Regions from separate parts of the Mus musculus genome. Here regions 1 and 2 are each linked to region 3. The links are chromatin contacts, found by Hi-C or POLR2A ChIA-PET in ENCODE. All regions are on one chromosome and are shown on one strand. The core of a region is the stretch at or near the end of the contact, and the rest is flanking DNA. Distances in the headings are between cores, read along the strand shown.

Region 1 (3,431 bases), core at 106-2,605, 48 kb after region 3:
TGACCAGTCAGCCCTTTGGGATCAGTAAGTCCCAGGTCCCAGTGAGAAACTCTGTCTCAGAAAACAAGGTACGTGGCCCTTGAGGAACATCATCAGGCTGACCTCTGGCTTCTACACACATACTGCACATGTGTGCATGTGAACGAATGAACTATCCGTGTCTGTACACACCAAATTCACTAGAACAAGATTGGCATAGCTACCTATATTATATTGTATGGGGAAGTATGAAGATATAAACAATGAGAACTGGTTTAGGAAAAGCACTCTATTTTCAAATATATAGAGAACTGCCTCAAATGGACCAAACATTCAACGATAGTATAGATACTCTTGTTATTATGTTTCACATACTATACTCTTTTAGTGCTTAAGAAAGTAAAAGTCCGGAGTAGGACACCTTCAATAGTTTAGATTAATATGAGAAACTTTGAGAAAGAATCAGGGCTTTATAGCTTGAGGGAACTAAGTAAGCTTAATCTCAACTCTGGTGCTTCTAAAGGAATTTTTTTTTTTTTTTTTGAGTAAGTGACAACTCTGATTCCACCTTAATAAAAGGAATGATATTATACACTGCAATATTACAGATGTGTATTTAACATTGTTAACATTCTTAAAAGGAAAGATGTTAACAAAATAGCGGTCATCCTACAGATAGTGTGCAACCTTCCTACCTTCGATGCCTTTTCACTACTAGGGTAGGATAATCCAATTCTTCCCATTGTAGTGGACTCCTATTCCATCAGCATCTTTTTCCAAAACTGATTTTTGAGGAAAGTGTTTTGCATTTATAAAGTACTACCAGACGCAGGACCCTAAGATAAGCCCAGCACTAGAGAGGCAGAGGCAGGCGGATCTCTCTGAGCTCCAGGCCAGCTTTGTCTACAGAACGAGTTCCAAGACAGCCAGCCCCCTGTCTCACAGTGGGGAAATGAGATCGCTTAGATTTTAAAAAATAAACTCTATCGTTTTTACTGTAAAATATAACTTTAAAGTGAAAAAAGAAAAACACCACACACAAAACCCACTTTCCACCTCGTAATTTACCCCACTCATGGATTGGGGAAAGAGTGTCACTGTGGCAAGGACCTGAAGGCTGTAAAGCTTTTCAGACCGCGGTCAGATACCCAGGCTCCTACGGAGCTCAGTATAAATCTTCATAAACAAGTGTGAAAACTTGTGTGGTCGGCGGGCAGGCTTCCCGGCAACCTACCCTAGCATCTTCTGCAAACCACAACCCTCCCCTTCGAGGGCTGGCGGAGCCTGACCTTGGGCAATTGGGAAGCCGGGGAAGCTTCAGCTCGGACGCCGCCAGGCTCAGAGACTTCCGGCGTCCCGTGCGAACGCCCGCTGCTGGACTTTCCTTCCGGTTCGCCCGGTGCGCGCCCAACCAGTGCGCGTTCCCGCCGGGGCTCTAAGAGCCGCACCACAGCGCCATCTATGCTCCGGAGGCCGTAGAGCAGGGGTCCGGGCCGAGCCCTGGCATTGGAACTGCAGGAGCCCTTGGCTTTGGAACCCAGATGAGCAGTCTGGTTTGATTTCTTGGGGCCTTTGACTTTCAGCCTCTCACATTCAAATAAGCTTTCGTTTCGTGGGTTTCATGTATATTTATATAAAGAGATATCCAGAATTGGAAATGGGACCTAATGGCACTTAATGGAAATGGAAAGATTCAGGCTAGAATCCAGCTGCCTCCAAGAGAAGGAAGTGCAGTATCGCCAAAAAGGAGTCTGGGGCTTTATAGGGTGCTTTTAGTTGAGCAGTGGTGTGGCAGAAGAGCTTTAAGAGAAAAGGGACTGGAATTAGAAGTTTTACATGTGGTGGTGAAGGGTTCGAGTCTTTAGAACCGGGACTGTGGTCAGTCTAGCCGTTCTGAGACAGGGATCATCTACCATCACTTGTGTAAAAAAAAAAAAAAAAAAACACATTCAAATTGATCAGAGATTACTAATCAGAGTTTCCCAAATTAGATCTCCAGGGGTTAAAGAGACTTCTCACGGGATCTCTGATAGCACTGACGATTTTGTTTTTCACATAGATATTAATAGTTCGCTTATATTTAATTTCAAAAATCATACATTATCAGTATTTTCTCAAACACGGGTTTTTTTTTTTTAAGTAATATAAGTCCTAGCCTTATTTTACGAGGACATCAAGCCAAAGTATATGATATAATTAATGGATTATCAGTTGACAAATGTGAACATTGTTTGTGGTAATTTTCAAAACCAATCCTACTCTCTCTTTTCTATGGCCTCCCATCCTGACTCCTGAGTTGTCCTGTGAAGGCTAAAGGTATATTTTAAGTTTAAATTATTGTGTGCTTTAGGCATAAAACAGAAATGTCTCTAAACTGTAAGCCCCTCTTGGCAAGAACAGATAGCTTCTTGGAATGCTGGGAGCTGTTGCTCCTGTAAGACAACAAGCCACTTGTTTTCACTTCTGTAAACAAGGCTGGTTGTCTCAGCTGCACAGGATGTGCACACATAGGTGGGAGGTGTAGGCAGGAAATATGTCAGGATGTATACTTGCCCCTGATTACATAAAAGTGGGATGTATATAGCCTTGTCAGTTTTGATTGTATACGCTTCTGACTAATGTAATTTGTTACTCTGGGATTCCTGGATATGGCCTTGGGCAGTGTCCCTTGTCCTGGCCAGTATTTAATAAAGCCTGCTTAGCTCAAAAATTGTGATAGTAGTCTTATTCTTGCCTTGTGGGATTAACAGTCCTTGTGATTTATTTCGGGTAGTATCATATATATATATATATATATGTTGTTTATATATGTCTATGCGTGAGTTTTCTATCTGATGCCTTTGGAGGCAGAAGAGGGCATGGAATTCCTGAACTAGAGTTAAAGACAATTGTGAACCTGCCCAGGGCCAGCCCTGGAAGATCTTCTTTCATGTTCTGGCTCTCCTTGAGCATTAGCAGTGATAAGATTTGGTCTTAGAAGGCACTTAGGGTTACTATATAATAATAATACGTTTTCCTATCTCAATTATAAGTCACTGTGCTTCAGTAGCTAACCTGCCTTCTGAGATCTTCTGAGGTGAGCAACTGTTTTGCACCTCATCCTAAAACAGGAGGAGATTAAGTAAAGTGGCCTTTGTTCTATCTCCAGCAGGAACTGCACAGCTTTAACTTTCATCCTGCTAGTTGAAGTCACAGGAAGAAAAAAGGGACACTTTGGAAAGTGATTTGAGCATTTATTTCTAAGTTGTAAAAAGTTTCCGATGAAAGCTTTCTGAGAAAAAGGGGGAAACAGGCTTGTAAAAAGGGGGGTAGGTGGGTAAGGGATCTAGGAAAAAGGCAGGATGTAAAAAAGTGGGACAAAGAGAATTGCTAAGAGAAGTGAGACAAGGAGAACTGCTCCCTTCTCTTTATCCTCAGCACTTATTTACATCTTTCAGAATACATGATCCCAT
Region 2 (3,525 bases), core at 769-3,268, 43 kb before region 3:
AGCAGCTATGGCGGAGACTAACAGCTCTCTACAGAAAGACTGCCTGCCATCCATGACCTGAAATTATCAATATTCTCATAACTAAGAAGTGAAAACTCAAATCACTTTTTTTTTGGGGGGGGGGGCTGTGTTAAAGGTCCCTGGTTCAAAAAAAGCAAGATAATTTAAATACTAAAGATGTTTAACTCCAGAAAACATACTTTTTTTTTTTTCCTTTCCTTGAGACAGGGTCTCTCTATGTAGCTCTGGCTGGCCTGGTACTTGCTATGTAGAGCAAGCTGACCTTGATACAGTTCTGCATGCCTCTGCCTCCTAAGTGCTGGGATTAATAGGCATAAGCCATATCATGGTGTTTTGTTTTGTTTTGTTTAAGACACCCATAATGAAAAGGTCTGCAAATGTAATTCTTGAAAATAATTACTAATCAAAGTAGAAAAGTCTAAGTTTGGATACTATAAAACATAGATGACTTTGGTCTGTAATACCACTTTAGAAGCACATTTCAACTTTTAAAACCAATCCTTGTAACCATGATTTCCACTTACATTTCAGTTTACCATAAGATCAAAACATTTCTTCTACAATTCTTCATTTTCCAGGATGAAACTTCATTGATTAGGAATGTCAACGTTCCCAGGTAATATAAATATTCATGGTACGCAGCTACTTTAAACTATCCTAAGAATTCAAATCATATCACGCCATTAACTAGAAACCTGGCCCACTGATCATCCAGCACCCCCTTTGTGGAGAATCTGTTACCTTCCACGGCATTTGTTTCTGGGTGGAGAATATCCCCCAGAAGAGTCAGTCTGGAGTTATCCTTTTGTTTTCCAGTTACATTTTAGGGGGACTATTACTGTCATACCTGAAAGCTTGGACATAGCAGGAAGTAGCAGGTGAGTAATCGTTAAGATGACTCTATGTAAGGAGGTATAGAAACTGTATTTCATTAGGATAAAAAAGTGCAACACACCCAAATGTAACAACGTATGTGCTGGCAAGAAGTCTAAATCTGTAAACAACCCTTGCGGGTACCGATCTGCCTGCTGCATCTTTTAAGTGTTCATTTGTCAATCGCCCTACTTTTCCTATTACCCTCTTCCCGGATGCTACAGGACTTATCTGATATGGGACAATCCACCACCACAGAAAACTTACATGGCGCCTGATGTTAAATGTCAAATCCCCTCCCCCAAAGATAAATAATTTCACATCCACGCAAAAGGATATTCTTTAAATGCTTGTCCAACATTTATTTAGACTTAAAGCCAGTGCTCATTGGGGAAATGGTGAAAAAACAAAAACAAACAAACAAAATTAAAAAAAAAAAAAAAAGCGACGTTGTCGCCAGGCATGAGGGCACAGACCACTAATCCCAGCGCTTGTAAAACTGAGGCAGGAAAATCTCCCCGAGTTTGAAGCCAACGTGGGCTATAGAATGAGACCATGTAGTGTTGGTTCCTGCTTTAAAAATAAATAAATACAAAATCGTCACCGCCTTTTGGCCTGTCCTAGCCACAGTGCTATAGAATAAAACCTCAGCCTTGGGGCCAGCTTACGTAAAACCTGAAAGGACAGCCACCACAGCCCTGGCCAGACGGCTCGCCATCGGGAGGAGCAGCGCGCGCCCTCAAGCCCAGGGCTCCGAACCACAGCCTCGCTCCAGGCAGGGACCTGGCCGGCGCCCGGGCGGCTCACTGCACCGGTGTGCGGGTGCAGCCCGCTGCCGCTCCCTGCAGGGAGGGCTCGGCCCCCAGAGCCGGCCCGGCCAGCACACCCCGGGCCGCCGTTCCCTAGCGACCGCCCGCAGCCCGGCCTCACCTCTCGCCGGAGCCATGGTGCCGAGAGAGTCTGCGGAACTGACGCCCCTGCGGCCATAGAGACGCACCGGCCTAGAGAGCCCGCCGCACCACACGCGCGAGGAGGAAGCGGGGGCTACGGCGGAAGCCGCGCGGCGTGCGGAGCGACAAGTCTGGGAGACTCGGTCCTGCGGGGGCTCGGAAAACCGCAGCTTCCGGTCGACCGAGGGGGGGCGGAGTCAAGGTGGCCGAGCGTTTCCTTCTAGAGACCAGCCCCTCCGAGAGGATGGGCCCCGCAAGAAGGATTCTGAAATGCTCTCGATTATTCCTTTGTGTGAAGACCGTTAGAGAGGCTCCGAGAACTCGGACTTTTATAACTTTCAACTCCATCACGGCCTTCCATGGTTACCTCTTGGATAAATTTAGTATATATTACATACTGCTCGGAAGTACTGTGTCTGTCTTCATCATCCTTACTGTCACTGTCTAGCTTAACTTGGTAACTTCAGGCAGCAAAAAGACCTCAGAAAAATTAGATTGTATTAACAGGCACTTCAACCGCTCTAATGGTTACTGTGACTAGAGGATGTTATTAGAAAATAACCCCGGGTGGAACAACATTATGAACTAACCAGTACCCCGGAGCTCTTGACTCTAGCTGCATATGTATCAAAAGATGGCCTAATCGGCCATCACTGGAAAGAGAGGCCCATTGGACACGTAAACTTTATATGCCCCAGTACAGGGGAACGCCAGGGCCAAAAAGGGGGAGTGGGTGGGTAGGGGAGTGGGGGTGGGTGGGTATGGGGGACTTTTGGTATAGCATTGGAAATGTAAATGAGCTAAATACCTAATAAAAAATGGAAAAGGAAAAAAAAAAAACTATACCTCTAAAAAGTTGGAATTCTCAGGACCTGAAAACCCAACTGCTTATGAGCCAAATAAGGCCGCAGAGTGGGAAGTGGGAAGCGCTTAAGCCACAGCGGGCTCTGAGGCAGACAACAGAGCATAAAAGGATCAAGCTGGAATGCCAGCCAGTCTTATCAGACATTCTGATTTTTTTCAATGAGCCCAAAATTCAAATATAAATATCAATTCTCTGGCTTTTAAAAGGCAGCATATGAATGTAGGCTTCACTTGTTCCAGATAGCAAGGCTCATGATATAGAAATCTGTTATCACTAAATAGCAATGAAGCAGAGCGTTGTGTTTCAGAGTGTCAGGGCTTAACATTTTGTAGGGTTTTAGAAGCAGCCTCTATTCCAGTGATAAGCATACTACTATCTAGCTGGCATTGCAATGTCAATCTTAATGCTGTAAACTTTGTCTAAAATATAAAACAAATACGCGGACAGAGTTTTACTTGTCAATTTTAATAAAACGAAAAATGTACTACAGAAACTGCTTTTAGATTTGCATAACAGTCAGGCAGGATACGGTGCCCTAGTGCACAGTCACACAACCAGTGACTGTGCCAGCCCCGCAAATGAGCTTTATACACGCACAGCACTTTAAACCCTCCATCCGTGCCACTAAGGAGCAGCTTCCTGTAAACGTCCATCTCTAGGTTTCGTCCACCGCTCTGGTTAAGTTCACCTTCACCCCATAGGTTGTTTTGCTTTGTCCCCCACGAAGGCCAGCTATGAAAATCTGGGGCCTGGGCACTCGGCTGCTGCCTTCTCTCTTGGACTGGGTGCTAGCCTCTTTCAAAGGGTACACCTGTG
Region 3 (3,630 bases), core at 235-2,734:
CAAAAACAAAAACTGGATATCACAGTTTAAAATTTGTTTACAACACAATGACTTGCAAAACTAATCGACCTTACCATAAAAGCAACCACCGTCTCTGAAGCGATCTCTCCGTGGGCTGCACATTCTTGTCCTATTTCTCGTATGATATTCTTTATCACACTTTCTGCTTGAGTGGGAGGCATTGTGGCTAAATGAAGCAATAATTTTCTTTTAGTAATTTCATTTATGCACTTTTCCTGGTTAGATTCCATTATTAGATCTGGAATATCCACACTGTCTACTGAGTTATTACTATTTAAGTTTTTAATTATAATCTTGTTTCCTCCTGGATTTTTTTTTTCACTTTAAATGACGCTAATGACAGAGAGTAACTGGGATTTTCCCTGAATTTAAATCATGCCACCCTCAAAAATATATATTGTGACATTAAAAAAATTAGTTAGGGATGATGGCACATGTGTTAAATCCCAGTACTTAGGAGGCAGATGCAAATAGATTTCTATGAGTCTAGCCTGGTCTACATAGTGAGTGAGTGAGCCAGGGCTATGAAGTGAGACCCAGTCTCATAAAAAAATTACAAAAAGATAAATAAATAAACAAACAAACAAACAAACAAACAAAAGCAAGCTTAGGAGAATTTGGGTGAAAAAAAGAAAAAAGAAAAGAAAAACAACAAAAAACAAAAAACAAAAAAACAAGCCCCTGCGTAGGCAGCAGGACTACAGCTTGTAAAAGAAAGTGCTAATCAATACATCCACTAACGGATCTTTCAGAACTGTAATACAATTTCATAACTCTAAGAAATTTTTTTTCTCGGATTATTCCATCCTTGGGATTCCGGACTCTAACAAAAACATAAAAAGTAAATAATGAAAACGTGAGAGCTATGAACCTCTGAAAAAGAACTCCTAGCTGTTACTCTCATCTATTATAAACTAAGGAAGAGTGGTATTTAAGTCAGGGCTCCCGATTTTCCTGAGTATCAGCAACAGCCCAGGGGAGCGTGCAGGTAAAAGGAAACAAAGCCAGGAGTGCTCTGAGAGATGGGAAATGCAGAACTGGACTATCAAAGGTCCAACCACATCGTCAGGAGAGACAAGTACCTCGCCTCCTTGGAAGCCAATTTCCTCATCTGAAAAAGGCGTGCTGTTATCACCTTCTCCTGAACTTAGAGTCTACTGTGGTTAGAAAAGTTCGCAGCTTGGCCAAGCAATGCCAGCCATCAGCGAGCATATCTGTGGGGACGTCAGACCTGCCGGCCACACAGCCAGGTTGACCCCGCTCCATCCTGCGCGCTTGCACAGAGCGAGATGCCTGCCCACCCACCCTGTAGGTTACCTACTACCAGCACTAGTTCTGTAGCCGTCCGACGTCCGTCTTCTCGCCGGTACACCCGCGACTTAACGGCCTGGAGCTCCCTGGGCGCTGGGCTTGGCCGGAACGCCAACCGGCCGCGGCTCTCCCGGCCAGCCCCAGATCCTAAGCGGCAGTCGCGTAACCGTGGAAACGGAACGCGACGCCAGAGGCTTGGGGCGGGGTCTGGCTATGGGGTGTGGCCAGAGGGCGGGGCGGACAGAGGAGGGCGGGAAGGGCGGCTGGAATGGGTCCTCTGGGACCTTGAGAAGAGGGGTGTAGGGTTCTCCCTCAGCCTCCCAAGAGACAAGAACTCAAGTCCCAGGCGGCAAAGGCACTTTCGCTACACCTCAGTTTTAAGACAATGATACATGAATTCTAAAACAAAGGTTTGATGTGCAGACGTTGTTCATGTTGATAGTGTGAAAACATGGAAAATATATCTTTTGAAGAGAATGAGAAAGCCTGGGGTTCTTGGAATTCAAAGTTTATAGTTTTATCAAAAGAATGCTTTCATGTTCTGTTTCTGAAAGGAAGTCTTTATCCTGATGTTCCAAAAGGCCATAGTAAAACTTTTCATTTAGGAAGTTTTTTCACACCAGGTATAGTAGTGTAGGCTCAAAGTCCCAGCCCTTGGGATGCAGAGATAGGAAAATGCAGAGTTTTAAGACACCCTACACTGTATAGTAAGAAACTATCTACCCCCACCACCTCTAAGATGCAAGTAAGGAAACCTGTGCGTTTGGAATTGGGGATAATAATTTTTGTTTGTTTTCTTGAGAGAGGGTAAAACTATGTAGTCTTGAATGGTCTGGAATTGAACATGTAGACCAGGCTGATCTTGAATTCACAGAGTTCTACCTGCCTCAGCCTTCCAAACACTGGCTGTGTGCCACCATGCTGGGTCAATGATGGTGTTTTTGGTACCTGTCTTAGTCAGGGTTTCTATTCCTGCACAAACATCATGACCAAGAAGCAAGTTGGGGAGGAAAGGGTTTATTCAGCTTACACTTCCATACTGCTGTTCATCACCAAGGAAGTCAGGACTGGAACTCAAGCAGGTCAGGAAGCAGGAGCTGATGCAAATGCCATGGAGAGATGTTCCTTACTGGCTTGCTTCCCCTGGCTTGCTCAGCCTGCTTTCTTATAGAACCCAAGATTACCAGCCCAGAGATGGTCCCACCCACAAGGGGCCTTTCCCCCTTGATCACTAATTGAGAAAATGCCTTTCAGCTGGATCTCATGGAGGCATTTCCTCAACTGAAGCTCCTTTCTCTGTGATAACTCCAGCTGTGTCAAGTTGACACAAAACTAGCCAGTACAGTACCTAAAAATGTTTGTTGCAGGGTTGGAGATATGGCTCAGAGGTTAAGGGAACTGACTGGTATTCCAGAGGACTGGGTTTGAATCCCAACACCCACATGGAGGTTTACAGCTGTCTGTAACTCCAGTTCCTGAGAGTCAACTCCTTCTGGCCTCTGCATATACCAGGCATGCCAGTGGCCTGTAGACATACACTCAGGCAAAACACCCATACATGTAAAATAAAATAATAATTTTTGAAGCTTTCAATATTTGTTGGGTAAGTGTAATGTACTTTTTTATTGGATATTTTCTTTATTTACATTTCAAATGCTATCCCCTTTCCTGCTTTCCCCTCTGAAAATCCCCTATCCCTCCCCCCACACCCCCCACCCCCCCACTCACCAAACTGCCCACTCCCAATTCCTGGCCCCGGAATTCCCCTACATTGGGGTATAGAGCCTTCACAGGACCAAGGGCCTCTCCTCCCATTGATAACCGACTAAACCATCCTCTGCTACATATGCAGCTGGAGCCATGGGTCCCTCCATGTGTACTCTTTGGTTGGTGGTTTAGTCATACTTTTAAAAAACTTTTTATTATATTTAGTTATTTATGGGGAGCACACATGAGACCACACACTCATGGTGATCACAAACAACCCAGTTTCTTCTCTTCTACCACATTTGTTCTTGGATCATTTTAGCCATGTGCCTTTCATGGCTGCGGCATCCTAACAAACTGTTATAGTAACTTTCTGTTACTGTAGTAAACACGATGACCAACAACATCTTAGGGAAAAAGGAGTTTAGTTGGCTTTCATTTCCAGGAAACACTTTTATCACCGAGTGACTAAAGAGCAGAAACTCACAGCAGGACCGTGGAGCGGAAGCCGTGGTGAAAGGCTGCCACCGTGGAGAAATGCCGCCACCGTGGAGAAACGCCGCTTTAGTGGTCTGCTCGCTGGCTCATGCT

Evidence for each region. Hi-C counts contacts between places; a loop is a spot of excess contacts on that map. ChIA-PET counts read pairs that join two places held with the same protein, here RNA polymerase II (POLR2A).
Region 1: a loop to region 3 is called in a map of heart, with 2.1 times the contacts of the local background. The contact joins the promoter of Smim8 here to the promoter of Cfap206 in region 3. A Hi-C loop is called at or near these places in 2 of 37 maps with a recorded cell type or tissue (both heart). POLR2A ChIA-PET finds 5 or more read pairs at or near these places in 2 of 5 experiments (both embryonic stem cell).
Region 2: a loop to region 3 is called in a map of left cerebral cortex, with 2.5 times the contacts of the local background. The contact joins the promoter of Slc35a1 here to the promoter of Cfap206 in region 3. A Hi-C loop is called at or near these places in 1 of 37 maps with a recorded cell type or tissue (left cerebral cortex). POLR2A ChIA-PET finds 5 or more read pairs at or near these places in 1 of 5 experiments (embryonic stem cell).

The regions. Positions count from the first base shown.
Region 1 is chr4:34,777,011-34,780,441 of GRCm38, forward strand. Smim8 (small integral membrane protein 8) reads right to left here and starts at 1,356. Exons shown (of 3, transcript NM_001330757.1): 1 at 1,269-1,356.
Region 2 is chr4:34,685,420-34,688,944 of GRCm38, forward strand. Slc35a1 (solute carrier family 35 (CMP-sialic acid transporter), member 1) reads right to left here and starts at 2,019. Exons shown (of 8, transcript NM_011895.3): 1 at 1,825-2,019. The coding sequence starts at 1,840. It overlaps Cfap206 (cilia and flagella associated protein 206), which reads right to left. Exons shown (of 13, transcript NM_001347062.1): 13 at 3,155-3,525. The coding sequence ends at 3,365.
Region 3 is chr4:34,728,722-34,732,351 of GRCm38, forward strand. Cfap206 (cilia and flagella associated protein 206) reads right to left here and starts at 1,485. Exons shown (of 13, transcript NM_001347062.1): 1 at 1,339-1,485; 2 at 75-187. The coding sequence starts at 182.